2 separate regions of the Homo sapiens genome follow, and region 1 is linked to region 2. The links are chromatin loops, found by intact Hi-C in ENCODE. Cell type or tissue: HepG2. All regions are shown on one strand. Links, peaks and the distances in the headings refer to the core of each region. The heading gives the core; the rest is flanking DNA.

Region 1 (7,455 bases), core at 3,517-6,016, 120 kb before region 2:
TGTTAGGCGGCTCCCTAAACAGACTAAGGCGTCCACTCTGCACCGGAGCTTCTCAAGCGAGGCCCCCGAACAGCAGCCTCAACATCACCTGGGATCTCGTCAGAAATGCAAATTCTTCCCTCACCCCAAGTCAGCTGTGAGTGAACTCCAGGAAACAGCATGATCTGATTAAATTTTTTTTATCAAACCGGTGTTTTAGGTAAACTTCCTGTATCTCTTATTACCATGGTTCTTCTCGGTGGGATCCCAGAGCACTATAGGCAACCAGAACAATGTCTTTTGACTTGCAGAAATCCAGCAGTTTTCTCTGGTTGAAGTAAGGATGACATTCCACCTGCAGACGAGCAAGATGGAAAAGCATCAGATAATCCAAAAGTTACACTAATATTAAAATCACCAAAGTAAAAGAAGCTGAATAATGTAGAGCATTAAATTTGAACTGAGAATATTATTGTCAAAAATGATCTTTTTCATAAAAATAAATTTTATGCCCCTCTCTCCTAAGAAAATAGAAATGCTATTTCTGAGCACAAGCAACTCCATGAACCCTATCCTGGTTTCTCAATAACTCCGACCACTAGAACGAGACACGGCCAATTTCAGAGCTGGGATGAGGTAAGATTCTTTGAGCCTTGGGCATCAAATCGTGCCAGAAATCAAGAATTTGGTCAAAGACTCATGAGGGCAGGTCTGAAAGACAAAAGAACTAGTTTCCTAATTAATACCAAAAATGCATACATGTATATGTATGTTTTCTAATTGATCTGACATATAATATATATATCATATATGCCATCTATGATATATATCTATATAGATGAACTAGAAAATATACATACACACATAAATACTGATAATTTTCACAGTCTTTCATTACTTTTCCTTTTTGTATGATGGATTTGTATGTTGATATCTCAAATGTCACCAGTGGGTTCCCTATGAAACAAGTGCTTTTGTCTTTTACACTTGCCCTCATGAGTCTTTGATCACATTCTTCTTTCATATATATTTTATATATATATATATATAATATATATATGCTGAGTAGATGTGAGCATTAAAAAATGAGTAAAATAAATTAAAAATCATAACACAAGAATCCGTGAGTCTGTAGTAATTAGTGCGACAATGAGAAAAAGAACAACAATCTTTGTCTACTCTGATGGTGGTCATTACAGTAATTACGTTCACAGTACATTGCTAATTGAAGGAAGAAGTTCACCTTTACCCTCACTTAGAGGAATAGTAGTTTATTATTTTTACTTGGTGAGAAATCATTTTTAATTAAATGTCAGGTAAGAATAGTTAAACAAGTGGTTAAAATTGTAAATGATTATGTAAAAACCCCAAGGAAATAACAAATAAGAAATAACAAAGAAGAAAACAGAAATGCAGTAGAAAAAAGTTCAAATCACTGATGTATACTCAATCATATGTGAAAATTTGTCATGGGAATATGACTTCTTCTGTTGAGAATTATCCCCCAGCAGATTACTAGTAATTGTTAAAGAGAAAACATGAGTTAAAAACAACAGATCTGACCACTGTTAGCTTAACCAAGTTTTTTTTTTTTTATTATACTTTAAGTTCGAGGGTACATGTGCACATTGTGCAGGTTAGTTACATATGTATACATGTGCCATGTTGGTACGCTGCACCTACTAACTCGTCATCTAGCATTAGGTATATCTCCCAGTGCTATCCCTCCCCCCTCCCCCCACCCCACAACAGTCCCCAGAGTGTGATATTCCCCTTCCTGTATCCATGTGATCTCATTGTTCAATTCCCACCTATGAGTGAGAATATGCGGTGTTTGGTTTTTTGTTCTTGCGATAGTTTACTGACAATGATGATTTCCAGTTTCATCCATGTCCCTACAAAGGATATGAACTCATCATTTTTTATGGCTGCATAGTATTCCATGGTGTATATGTGCCACATTTTCTTAATCCAGTCTATCATTGTTGGAGCTTAACCAAGTTTTTAAAACTACCTTCACCACTAGTGGGGCATTCTGTGATTGTATGCAGTCTAGTGTGGTGCAATTTGAAAAACACAGCATGATAAAAATATTTTCTTGCCCCAAAGGTTTAAGTCAATGTAATAAAACACTCTCATCTAACTTCTAATTTACAGAAACCTTCAACAACTGGGAAAAACAAGTTAACTGATATCAAAATACAACAATATAAAAACAATTGAATTCTGGTTAAAAAAAGAAGAGCTACAAAAGATATTTTGATTAAGCAAGGAAAAATTCAAATATGGACTGGATACCAAATGACATGAGGGCACTATAGATGATGTTCTTAGATACAGTAATGACACTGGAACTGGGAGAATATCTTCATTCCTGTGACATGCTTTGAGAGGTCTCTAGGGGTCAATTGTCATCTTTACAATTTACCTTGAAGAGGTTCTAGAAACATTATATGTATTTATGCAGATATACTCCATATAACATTGCAAAATGTTAGTAATTTTGAATATAAATGGTAACATGGGTCTCCAGTATTATTTTTATCAAATTTTTGGAAAGTGTGAAAATGGCCATATTAAAAAATTGGGGAACTACTAGTATTAAAACCACATTAATTTCTCAATGCTTTTATTAAATTATCACAGCACCGTATCATTATACCAAATTCACTAATTTTATACATATGTATTTCCACTGTAGATCTTCACTGATTGACTCTAAGTTTTAAAACATAAAATAAAACAAAAAAATGTAATTTACTGGGAAAAGTGTAGTAACTTTAATGCTGAAATGTGTGTAACATTTGGGGACAGTCAATTTGATCAAGGAGGCCTGGAATCACCAGTCAGGACTCAAGGAAAAGATGGAATTATCTCTAGGCTACAAAAGGAACACATAGAGAATAGATGTGTTTAAGCAGCTGATTGCATGACAGACTCCAAAGAAGAGCAGCCAACTAGGAGCGGGGGCAGTCATAGGTCAGCTCCATGTTCTGCTGAACCTTCCTCAGTGTGGATTTCATCCACTGTGAACAGATATCTCCCATAAACAGGTTATTTTCTCTTTCTACCATGGATGACCTTCATTGTCTGCAGATAATTTTTAGTGTATCTATGCCCTTGGTCAAGAAGTGTGAAAGCAGAGACACCAAGAGGCACTGAGACATCCGAAGCCCATGTGAATCCCTAGTATTTCTCTTCTCTTGCTCTCACTCTCTCCTTATGTACTGTTCATTCCATCTCTTCACGGCTTCATATCTATGCACAGTTCCCTCCAAATCACCTTCACCCATCCATTCTCTGGTCATCTTTCATAGCTTAGGGGTAAGTCCACCTTTCCCTGAGTCTAATTGACAATCCTTGGCCTCCTTGATTGAATTGACCTCCCATAAATATAACACACAATTCAGCATCAAAGTTACAACACCTTTTCTAAGACTTTTCTAAGCCGGGTACAAGTAAGATCCCTCTATGCCCTTCGAGACAGAGTCTTTGCTCTCTAGAATCTTCTCTTTTACAAAGATAAGTGGGACTAAATGAATGGATACTTGGCAATAGGACAGAAAGAGGGGCATGAAGAACAGAAAGGAGAGGAGGCTGAGGGTGCTCACCTGGTTGCAGACAGGCTTGTACTTGAGCCCTGGCTTGTTGAGGATCATCTCCAGCTGCCTGCGGTTGAAGTTGGACACCCCGATGGACTTGGCCAATCCTGCATCTTTACACTTCTCCACGGCCTGGGAAAAAGGAATTGTGAGGTGTGGAAGATCAAGATAAATGTGACACAGAACTGTGAAAGTAACAACTGTCTAGATATGACAATAAAACTAGCTAGCCGTGGTTCTTAAAAGGGAAAAAATAAAACAGAAAATTGGGGAAGAAGATAGTGATTGCAAGAGTAAGTATTTCTGTTTCCTCCTTGGGAAACTGGAGAGATTAGTGAAAAGGCAAGGAAATAAATCCCAGTCCTCCTTACCCCCAATTCTTCTCCTCCACTTCTCTCTTTTGTATGCCTGTCATTTCTTTTTCCTCACTGCTCACAAAAACTACCTTTGTAAAGTTCCTAAGTTTTTGATCCAATGGTGCATTTTCCATACTTGTACTAAGAAGATAGGAAACAGATGTATCCTACCTCATCTTTCTTATCCGTTCTCTCACCTCCAAACACTCACCTCCCATGTGGCACAGAGATCCACTGTGTCAAATAGTATTTTTCCATTTTCATCTTTTGGGATCACTTCCTCACCTGGCTGAAGTAGAAGCAGTCAGTTTAGTGATGTCACAAGTCAATTTCTCCACACATAGCCATGCTCTGAGGTACATTTAAGGACACTAATCCTCCATGAGGTAGGTGATGCAGTGCTCCAGAGAGTGGTATGTACAGAGTGTACTACATATGAAGGTATAAGGAATGTCTTCAGGTGACAGGCTCCCTCTAATCTCTTACAACTATTACATGTATAAATAAATACCTCTTTCTGGTTCCTAATGGAGTGTCATCATTGACTTTCATTGACTTTCTTCTGCTCCTATAATTTTCTCTGTGGCAATACCTCTCTTCAACTGCAAAAGATCTTGATATCCAGATATAATGGATTGTACTTTTTACCCAGGTGCCACTATCAGAGTTCTTTATCTCCCTGAACATATGATGTTCCATGCACAGGACCATGAACCAATCATGGTCAATGGAGGTGTTTTCAAGGCTAGTTTGGAAATTAGGAGATGCACAGGAGCTCACGGTAATGAACATGGGCCTGACAGTGCTCCAAAGCCATAAATGCCACCAACGAAAAAGGTTGGAACAAATACTTAAAAAGCCTTTTGTAATAAAGCAGAGATAAGGGTGGAGAAAGGATATATTTTTAGAGTTTTTATCAAATTCTTAATGTAGCCCTGGCTTTGATTTCCCATTATCATATCTAATATACCCTTTTGCATTAACTAGCCTGACTAGTTTTCAGTACCTTAAGACAAAAGTTATGAATGACCCAAGAATTCATGGCTAAGCAAAAATAAAACCTCCAGTGTGAAAAGAGAGGAAGCAGAAGCAACAAGGTTTCCCATGAAGGTCTGTAGTTTAAGACACTCCCGGACTGAGTTCTCGCCCCTTAAAAAGAGGCAAGAAGATGGAAACTCATTGTGCACCCTATGTGCAGCAGGTTTTCTGGACACCACAGCTTCATGAAACTCTGTGTCTGTGAACATCCCAAGAGGTGAAATCAGGAATCATAACTAAGACCTTGTGCCTTCAAGGAGATGACTATCATTTCCTCAAGTTTTTGAGGCAGAGGCTTTGAGAGTTCTGCACTTTCTTTTCTTATAGACATGCAATCACGGAAGTATGGATTCAAAATGTATCCCATAGAAAGGAATTAGGAGTTAGATTTAGGATTCTTCTTCTATGTTATAATCCCTATGTCCTCCTAAGAAAATGCTTAGTTCAAATATCCATAAAAACAATATTTATGCTGAGAACAAAAGTGAAATTAATTTGATCACACAAGCTGCCTACCTTTACAGACACTGGAAAATGAATAAGGTAGAGGTCAACATAATCCAATTGAAGATTTTTCAGTGACCTTTCCAAGGCTGGTCGGACCAACTCTGGTCGATGGGAATTGCACCAAAGCTGCAGAGGTTAGAGAAAGGAAGTTGTGTAATGAAAACTTGAGCCAATTTTACTAGTTTGCTCCACCTAATATTTAGACATTTTCTACTACTTCAAAACTAATGACCACAGGCAAAATTATTCTCTCTCTTCTTGTGATGCCTTTTGTTCTGCCATATCATGATGAACTTTATAATATGTTGGATATATAGTTAGTACATATATTGAATGAAAGAGTGAAATTACTCAAAAGGTAAAAGTTGTTATCAAATCATAAGCATACCCATTATCTGAATTATCTTTGGTAAGTTTTACAACTCATGTTAGTAGTGTAATTATTTCATCTATTCAGCCCAATGGGCAAGATTAAGTATCTTTGTGGTTTAGAAACTGAGGAAGCAAACAGAGTTTTTAATATGTCAACTTGGGCTGGACACAATTTGAGATAATGTAGGCGTTATTCTTTAATACTCACAGAGCTTGCTTATATTGCTTTCTCTCTCTATGATCAACATAATAATGGAAACTGAGAATCATAACAAGTGTAAGAAACTCACCCAGGAGGTAAGAAATAATATAATATGATTAGGATTTTTTCTGATTCTATAGTCTATGTTAAACCATATTGATCTGTGCTGAGCTCAAAAAGTAAAGGCACTTTGAAGGCATGAATTGGAACACTGCAAAGATGAGAAAGCCATCTTCACTTCCTGCCTTTGATATTAGTTTTAATACATGAGTAAGTGTGAATAAATCGTAATAAATAAGCACAATTCACCCTATACTATGGATCCAGTCATAGAACTGCCACCTCCACACAATCACAATAAATACATGTGCACACAAGCTCATCATAGGCACAGTACCTTTGAAGTGTAGAATATGTCTTCTCTCTTCACACTGCCATCTGCAATCTTGCTTCGGATGGCCAGTCCAACCTGCTCCTCATTATTGTATAAATGAGCAGAATCAATATGGCGGAAGCCAGCTTCAATTGCCAATTTGGTGGCCTCTAAAGCTTTACTTTTAGGAACCTGGGGGAGTAACCATAGGTAGTATTTTCTGACTAATGTGCCTGAGAGTTAGTTCAGGCACAAGTAGCGACGTTCACAAAAATCAGCTTTTCCTCCTTTCTTGGATGAGTTCTGTATGTAGAATCATGAGCCCATCCCAGTCTCCCTGGGTCTTTCCCAGTTAGTAATAAAGGTTGGGCACAGCAGGAACTTCTGCAGTCCCAGAAAAATCACTGCTTGACCACTAGTTTGGAAGTGTCCCCAAAACAATTTCAGGTTCAGTCATTTTTTGGAAAAATTAACAGGATGCAACCTATAGTTATAGATATAATCTTAATTATTTTTAGTATGGTAAAATTAACACAAGGAATGGCCAGGCGTGGCGGCTCACACCTGTAATCCCAGCACTTTGGGAGGCCGAGCTGGGCGGATCATGAGATCAGGAGATCAAGGCCATCCTGGTTAACAACTCCATCTCTACTAAAAATAGAAAAAATTAGCCGGGCATGGTGGCAGGCGCCTGTAGTCCCAGCTACTGGGGAGGCTGGGGCAGGAGAATGACGTGAACCCAGGAGGCGGAGCTTGCAGTGAGCTGAGGTCGCACCACTGCACTCCAGCCTGGACGACAAAGCGAGACTCCATCTCAGAAAAACAAAACAAAAACCAAACAAACAAAAAAAGAAATTAACACGAGGAAATAGCCACATGGAAGGAAATATGAAGGAATACAGTGTAAGCTCCTGTGATTCCTCTCCCACCATATTGCACAGAATGCACTGACTTTACCCGGAATCATATTTTGTCAATGTATGTGAACTGTTGTCTACAAGAGATGCTCTCTACATACTCCATTAC
Region 2 (8,356 bases), core at 3,129-5,628:
TATGCTAAACAAGGAGTACATTATTTCTGCCTCCCCTTTTTAGACCCTATAGGGTAGCTCCCTGACATTGCCATGGCGCTGGTGGGAGTGTAGCATTGAGGACGACCAGAGGTCACTCTCATCGCCATCTTGGTTTTGGGGGATTTATTGCAACCTGTTTTATCAGCAAGGTCTTTATGACCTGTATTTTGTGTGACCTCCTATCTCATCCTGTGACTTAGAATGCCTTAACCATCTGGGAATGCAGCCCAATAGGTCTCAGTCTCATTTTACTCAGCCCCTATTCAAGGTGGAGTTGCTCTGATTTAAATGCCTCTGACAGTTGTCCCCACTTTCAGTTGTTCCATGTTTCCAGACCAAACCAAAGTCTATCTCACTTATACGGATTGGTGTCTTATGTCTCCCTAAAACATATAAAACTAAGCTGTAACCAGACCACAATGGGCACATGTCCTCAGGATCTCCTGAGGCTGTGTCATGGGTCATGGTTCTCATATTTGGCTTAGAATCAATCTCTTCAGATATTTTACAGAGTTTGGTTTTTTTTTTTTTTTTGGCAACAAGTTCCTCATTGCAATATTGCAATTAACCTTAAACAAACTACTGTGTGTCCAGTCTAATGTATCAAAGAAATACAATTATCTGAAAAAGCTCTAAATATGCCTCCTTTTTCCAACTACTAATTTATGAGGCTGGGGTTTTTTCATGAAGTTTAGCCAAGACATTTTGATTGAATGCAGACTCAGATATGAAATCTACAAAGCCAGACTTATTAAATAAGTTTGCAAACATATAAAACAACGCCAATCTTGTAAATATTTTTCTTTTGCCTTGGGGAATATATTATGAGAGTTTGGCTCTGGTTACTATATGCTACAATAGTTTTTAGGGGCTTACTTTCCCCATTGCTTTGTAAATGATTCTAACTCCTAATTGAATTCAATTTCTTTGTTTCTTCTAGTAACATCTATCCCACTCTGATCATTTCCTGAGGTTTCCTAAATGTTCTTTTGTCTTAAGACATAGCCCCACAACCTCTTTTATCTCTTCAGCTTTAAAATATCCCTCAAGGTCACAGACACACACAGAAGGAAGACCATGTGAGGACACAGAAGGAAAAGTCCTGGAGAGAGGCCTCAGAAGAAACCAAATCTGTTAACACCTTGACCCTAGACTTCTAGCCTCTAAAACTGTGAGAAAATGGATTTCTGCCGTGTAAGCCAAAAAAAAGAATAAAATATTTTTAGAACAAAAACAACAAAATAAAATGAAAATAAAAAAGCAGCAGCAATTCCAGCAGACCTTGCCAATCCATCTCTGTTGTATTTTCTGCTTGCAAACTGTCCTAACCTGCTTCAGCGTAAATTCATTAGACACCAGGTGGGGTGGCACAGTGGTGAAGGTCTGTCCCTGCAGCTGTCACAACTCAATCCCACTTAATCTAACTTAATTTCAGAGATTCTCTTCCTTTGGGTAGTCTCTAGCTAACGGTATTCTCCTTCCATTGATGGAGCTATTTCTGTCTTATTATTTTACAAGAATTAATCGCACCACAGTTTCTGTTGTTGCCCAGCATTTGTTCAGGGCCCTTTGTGCCTGCAGAATCTTCTTCACTAATGAGGGCCGTGATCTATCTTGACAAGAGAAGGAGCCTTTTTCATGCTCTTCAGCTCTTTGAGAATTTTCCACTTCCCCCTAGAGATGCTGATTTTTCTAGCCAAGAAATTGCTGTTTCCGTATCTCCTTCTGATTTAAATATACCGCCTCTGTTTAAAATCAGGGCTGGAAGTAAATTAAGCATATAATGGCTTGAACTCGTGTGACTCACCAATCCAGTCTCACAGTAATTGTTTTTCAATGATTTCCCAGGTGAAGTAATGCTGGTCACCATTGGAATAGAGTTTTGCAGGTTTAATGAGCTCTTCTGTTTCTTTCATCCAAATACTCGTCAATACTGCCAAGAAATGTTTGATTTTCCACTGGCGTCACATGGAACGGAGCTGTGTGTTCAAAGGGTCTGGCACTGTCACTGGGCCACATGCCAGTCCTGTGGGGTGGAATGTGTCCTATCTTCTCGGGAATCAACACCAAAAGTCTCACCCTCTTATTTACATAGTTTAAAAAGATTAATTCCAAGAGAAAGAGTACCTAGTTAACTGTTTCCCACATGGTATGTAATTAAAAGCCCAGCCTCTGAAGCCAGATTTCCCGAGTCAAATTCTACTTACATCACTTTACTAGCTGGGTATTTGCGGGTAATTTACTTAACTTCTCTATTCCTTGGTTATTTCATTTATAAAACAGAAATAATGGTAAATCCTACCTTTCTGTGAAGATTCAGTTAAAACCTGTAACATACTTATAGAATAGTACCTGGCACACAGAAAGCATCGAGTTAGTACTAGCTAATGTTAGGGAGGGATTGGTGTTGGAGCATGGATATAATTCTAAGTGGCAGAGGCGATACGTGACAGAAGTGCACATTAAAAATTGTAGTTTTCCTTGTTCTCCATGTGTTCAAAGTACCAGAAACCAGTTGGTGAAGACAGGCTTCCAGTCCAGCTCTAGCCTCCTAGTGAGGACTGCCAGGCTATGGAAACTGGGCCTAGAGTCACGCCCATTAGCCCTCTCTGCCCAGAGCAGAATCCAACCGGGAGTGACAATGACCACAGTATGGTGGATGTCACATCATCTAATGTTGCTAACCTAGGTCTGGATAGTTGATTTGCCCCAGTGTATGGATACGTAAAAGAATTCAGTCCTGTGAAAATATGCTGCATAACAAGAAAAAGGAACACAATGAAGACACAGGGTCTTGATCAATTTCATGATATAAAATGAAAATGTGCCCAAACCCAGCCAGAGCTGGTCGCATCACATGTCACTGTTCTGTGATCGCCTCCACATGCGTGCCTCTCCCATTTCAACTTGGGTGTTTAAGGGCAAGACCAAGTCTCCCTCATCTTTATAACTAAGGAATAACAATAAAGAAAGCTTGTTGGAGAGCTGGGGTTGAGCTTGAAGCATTGTTTTAGACACATAAAGTTTAAGGTGCATATTAGATGTCTGTGTGAAGAAAAGGAGAAATGGAAGAAAGAGAAAAGATGGAGAAATAAACGTGCTAAAATGCGAATTTTATCATTGATTAAAGTTGGGAACTAATAAATAGTGTCTAAATGCACAGTTCCAAGATTGTGCACATAGTCACCCTGCGGCACCCACAGTGAACTCATAGGAATGCCATGGGGGATTTCACCAAAGACATACAAATGGCCAATAAGCACATGAAAAGATGCTCAGATCATTAGGCAGTAAGGAATTGTAATGAAATCCACAATGAGACACCATTGAACACCCACTAAAACAGCTGTAACAACAACAGGGGCAGACCAAAACTAATGCTGGCGAGGGTGTGGAGAAACCGGAACCTCGCACATTGCTGATGCGACTGTAAGCCTGTGCACTTTGGGAAACAGTTGGCAGTTTCTCAAAACAATCAAACATAAACTGCCATCAGTCAGCGAGGCCCTGCCATCCTCCCCAAGGTCTCTTGCTCCTTGATGCCCATTTGATGCCCATCCACACCTCCCGAATCTGTTTCCAGCTTTTTAAGCCTTTGATTACCACTTATCCTTGGATTTTCCATTCAAATAAAATACGAAAGTGCCAATGAGGAGAAGCAGCTACTGAAACGAGTATCTGAGTATCTCCCAGTCTTAAAGTCAGGAGAGATGCCCACAATCATTTGACGCAGAGGGTCCCTTAAGGGCACACGTTTACACCTCCTCTGTGGACCTTGGTCTCCAGGCCCCAGAGTGGGGAAGAACTTACACAGAAGTCACATTCCCTAGAGAAAAGCAGGGAACCAAAGAAGGGGAGGGCTTGTCAGCTCCACTCAGAATGAACAGACAAGAGGGGCCGGGTTATCAATTACCATCTGAAAAGGGAACTGGGAAATACTGCTCAAGAACGAGGCTGCGTAACTTCTGTGAAACTTTTTAAGCTTTGCAGTTGCCCAGTGTTTGCCTATTTTTGCTATCCATTGTTTCCTTCCTCACTGTGATTGTACAAAGTTGAAGAGGTCTTAAAATCAAAGACAGTAAAAGGCTGCCATCTCCTGTTAAGAGCCGCAGATGCACTGGACCATTAAGTGCTTCCCAGCGCCACCTGGTGGCCAGCTTCACTCAGTTTTCATGCCGGCTGGAAGTAAATCCATGAAATGCAAATAACGTAGTGGATCCTCATTGGCCAGCTATCGTGAGACACCTGACGTATTACTGTTAACCAACTCACGCTACTGTGCAATGGAGCGCTGAGACTCATTCCTCCCAACTGCAACTGTGTCCTTGCTGACCAACCTCTCCTCATCAGCCATCCACCCCTGCCCTCCCCAGCCTCTGGTAACCACCATTCTACTCTCTACTTTTAAGGTCAATGAACAATGGTTTAAGTATAAGTGACAAGGAAAATTCACAAAATAGCAGTTAGATTTTTGACTCTGTGGGAGATAAAATACAAGTCACACACCTACACACGCATGTGTTCACAAGAGTGCTACATGCAGATGACTGTGTCACCTGCTGCATGGCACTATGCCACTGAATCCTAACACCTCTAGGTAGACAGTGACAAAGAGTTTAAAGGTTTAAAAGGTTAAGTAATTTGCACAAAGTCACACAGCTAATGAATGATAAGGAGTCACGAACATGGAAAAATTAAAGGTCCATGGTGGTGGACAGGGCCTGATCGTAGGAAGGTCAAGAGACTCTCCCATTTCCTCAGTCCTTTGTAAACAGTCTTCTGATTAAACTCTCCCTGGAAATTTGGTCAAACCATGACACCCCACCCTCAATCCTACCCCCACTAGGGCGAGGCTCCCATGAAGCTCTTGCACCAGTCATGTCTTTTCGTTTTGGTGACACCCGCAGCAAAGTCCTCTCTTGAGGCCAAGCTAGAAGGTTTCTACACATCCCTGCACATCTGGAAGGCTGGGCAGGGAGGTGGATGAGAAACTGAGGAATGAGGCAATGGCAATGATACTGGTCGCAGTAACAATGCATTCTTCCTAGAACATAACTTGGGCCAGATGCTGTCTCCACAACCGGGAGGTGCTGCAATTCCTCCACTGAGTGGACAAGGACACTGAAGGCTGGGAGGTGAGGCAGTCTGCTCAGGATCACAGAGCTAGAAAAGCACAACTTTTATCTGCAGAACCCACACCTCTGACTCAGCTGGCCTGCTTGTGATAGAGTGAAAATGGGAAGTGATGTGGAGGGGAACTGTCCCCAAACAGTCCCCTTCAGCCACTGGGCAACACCTCCATATCTTCCCTGAACCTGATGCAGAGGGAGGAGGAAATGAGAGGCTTGTTTGGAGGCTGATGTGGGGGACACAAGAAGCGGGAAGAGACCATGGAGTAGACATCAATTTCTTTCTGGCTTAACTCATTTTGAATAGGAGCCAAGGGCCTGTGAGTTGAGAAGTTATATCCCTGGAGATCCGGTATGAATCCCAGGGCACAGGAGCTAGGCCAGATTCACTGAGCAGACAGCAAAGACAGGGATCATGGCGTCTGGACCACAGGAAGTCCATTAACCCACACCCTCTACCAACGCCTGGGCGTGAACACCATGCTCTGCAGGGCCTCCTTCTGATACATGAATCTAAACAGGCTGAATGAGCAGATGTGAGAAAGTGAGCTGTATTTCATCTCCGCTATGGGGGTTCCCCAGGTATAATCTGACTTATCAGAAGACCGTATTAAAAACTAGTATTTAGGAATTAACCAGCTACTTGGGGGGCTGAGGCAGGAGGATCACTTAAGCCCAGGAGGCGGAGGTTGCAGTGAGCTGAGATCACTTGACTATACTCCAGCCTGGGTGACATAGTGAGACTCTGTCTCAAAAAAAAAAAAAAAAAGAAATTAAAATTCAGATTTTTAAGGAAGAAAAAAGCCTCTTTATTGAACTGAAACAGTGTCCCAGACTTATCCCATTTTCCTTCTCACTGGGGGAAGGGAAGGACTCTGCTTTAGAATAACCTGGGGGTCACTGGCAGGGCACAGAAGGAAGTGTAGGTGACGCGGGCTGGCCTGGGGCACAATGGGTGGAGCTGCGCAATGGGGCAGAGACACATTACACTGTTTCCTCAGCTCTGTAGATGGCTTAAATAACTCCATAAGATAAAGTTTTCTTAAAATGTGAAGGCAAATTTCACTGATGACTCATCAGTGTATTTGTTCAGAGTAGAGGCCACACAGGCTGTCTTGGAGAAACCCCATTGCCTTCACTTAGAACACACTCAATTCTCCAGATTTGTCAGAGAAGGTGGCTCTTACATCCCCCTCTGACTGTGTGGCTCCTGTCCCAGGCACAGCTGCCCTGGCGCTGTGATGACAGAGGAGGGTCAACATTGCCAATAGTGTCTGTGCATCTGGGCTGAGCAGAAACAAGGAAGGGGAAGCGTCCTCAGTATTCTATGTGGAAAGGATAGTCTTTGTGATTTTTAGTTCTGAAAAACAGAAAAACAAATCAAAAATAGGAACAAAGAATGATTATTTTTTAAGAGAAACATTTTAAATGGTATATACTTTTAAACTCCCCAGTGCATGAAATTAGCTTCATTCAGTGGCTCATCTTCAAACAGGAAAGAATTATAATGAGAAAGTTTAATTAATCTAAAATGTGTATGATAAATACCTATTCAGACACCAATCATTCAATCTGTATATTCTTCCCTCTGTTTTAAAAAGAAGGAGCCATATTTACATGGGGAACATGGCCAGTCGGAGATTCCTGTTTAGGCTGAGGATGTTATCCATATCGTGCTGTGTTAATTCAAAATCAAACACCTGGAACCAAAACACAATGTTTGTAGAAAACTTAGTTTAATTCACATTTAATGGAGCACATGTTACCTACATAGCACAGTGCTAGACCTGCAAGGGACACAAAGATGTAAAACAAACACTTCATCAGACACTTGGAACTTCCCTGAATCACAGCCTGGATTCCCCAAATGCCCTTTGATTTTGATCATGTGACTGGTGTTGGCTTGGCCTTGGCTACATTTAGGAAGCCTTGGACAGATGGAAATATATACTGCACTCATCTTAGTGGAATAAAGGACATATGGGAATTGTTAAAAGTTATAGCGGCTGGGCGCGGTGGTTCACGCCTGTAATCCCAGCACTTTGGGAGGCCAAGATGGGCAGACCACGAGGTCAGGAGTTTGAGACCAGCCTGGCCAATATGGTGAAACCCCATCTCTACTAAAAATTTAAAAATTAGCCGGACATGGTGGCATATGCCTCTAGTCCCAGCTATTCAGGAGGCTGAGGCAGGAGAACCGCTTGAACCCAGGAGGTGGAGGTTGCAGTGAGCCGAGATCGCACCACTGCACTCCAGCTTGGATGACAGAGTGAGACTCCATCTCAAAAAAAAAAAAAAGGATGGCACAGAATTTTTCCCACTGACTCTGCTACCCCTCAAAACCCCAACAAAACAATTTGTTCCATACACCTGCCAACTAGGGACCCACTTGGCCCTGGGACTATGAACTCTAACAGTACCCATATCACAGAGTACATTTTCTGAGTGATCCATTTTTCTTCCTTGAAAATAGTATTCTTCTCAGCCCTTCCCTCCCCTTTTGTTGTCCCCACACACTGAGGAACAGGACCCATGGCCACAGCATCAGCATCCACCCCGGCCTGGCAGAGTGGCTGTCTTGCGGCGGGAGGAGGGGTGCACTGAGTGATTCCAATGCAAGGACCTGGAGCACCCCAGGCTCTTCCCCACAAGAGCCTTCCCCTCCTGAGGGCAGGAGAAAGTAGCCTCAGCGTGTCATCTGGAGGTAGTGGGGAGTGCTGGGGCCGGGGTAGGCGGATTCTTGGGTTTAAGGGGAACAGCAAGCAGTTCTAGAAGACTCCTTATAAAGGGTAGGCAGCCTTGCAGCAGCAGTTCTGAGCGGCACTGGGGCCACAGGGGGCGGGCCGGGGCAGCCCCCTGCACTGGATGCCTTTCTCCTCCCTGGTGAGTCTTGTGGACCTGGCTCCCACCTCCTCCTGACAGCATAAGCACTTCCTCCGGCCCCTCCTAACCCGCCGCTGCTGTCTGTCCTCAGCCATCAGATCACTTCGGCTTTGGCCCTCAGGTCTCACGTCAGCCTGGTCCTGTCTCACTGCCTGAGGATGGCATTTCCCCTCAGTGTGTAGCAGACCTAACAGAGGAATGGGGGCATCTCAGCTGGGCCCAAGGTCCCCGTGTCACATTCACTTTTGCTAGGCCATGGGGATCCCGGGCATTGAGAGCCACGACGGCAGAAGGGCAGAACTGGGGCGATGTGGCCCCCTGCC

What was found. Peaks named below come from ENCODE experiments on the same cell type or tissue, not always from the same donor. Only the 100,000 strongest peaks of a DNase experiment are listed, where the experiment ranks them.
Region 1: it touches region 2 in a loop (5-fold over the local background); 5 of 110 quality-filtered maps call a loop at or near these places.

The regions. Positions count from the first base shown.
Region 1 is chr10:4,965,080-4,972,534 of GRCh38, reverse strand. AKR1C1 (aldo-keto reductase family 1 member C1) reads right to left here. Exons shown (of 9, transcript NM_001353.6): 2 at 6,454-6,621; 3 at 5,492-5,608; 4 at 4,149-4,226; 5 at 3,591-3,713; 6 at 225-334. LOC124902365 (a long non-coding RNA gene) reads left to right here. Exons shown (of 3, transcript XR_007062038.1): 1 at 1-136; 2 at 506-615; 3 at 2,137-2,722. Among named protein-coding and RNA genes, the nearest start is that of AKR1C1, 5.4 kb to the right of the region's middle. In HepG2, for the core only: no CTCF peak of the experiment used is centred there; no DNase peak of the experiment used is centred there; H3K4me3 peaks cover 558 bases.
Region 2 is chr10:4,845,642-4,853,997 of GRCh38, reverse strand. It overlaps AKR1E2 (aldo-keto reductase family 1 member E2), which reads right to left. Exons shown (of 10, transcript NM_001040177.3): 9 at 6,768-6,850; 10 at 5,936-6,510. The coding sequence ends at 6,468. Among named protein-coding and RNA genes, the nearest start is that of AKR1E2, 24 kb to the right of the region's middle. RefSeq lists an enhancer at 4,007-4,301. In HepG2, for the core only: a CTCF peak has its summit at 4,137 (motif pointing left); a DNase peak (open chromatin) is centred at 4,147.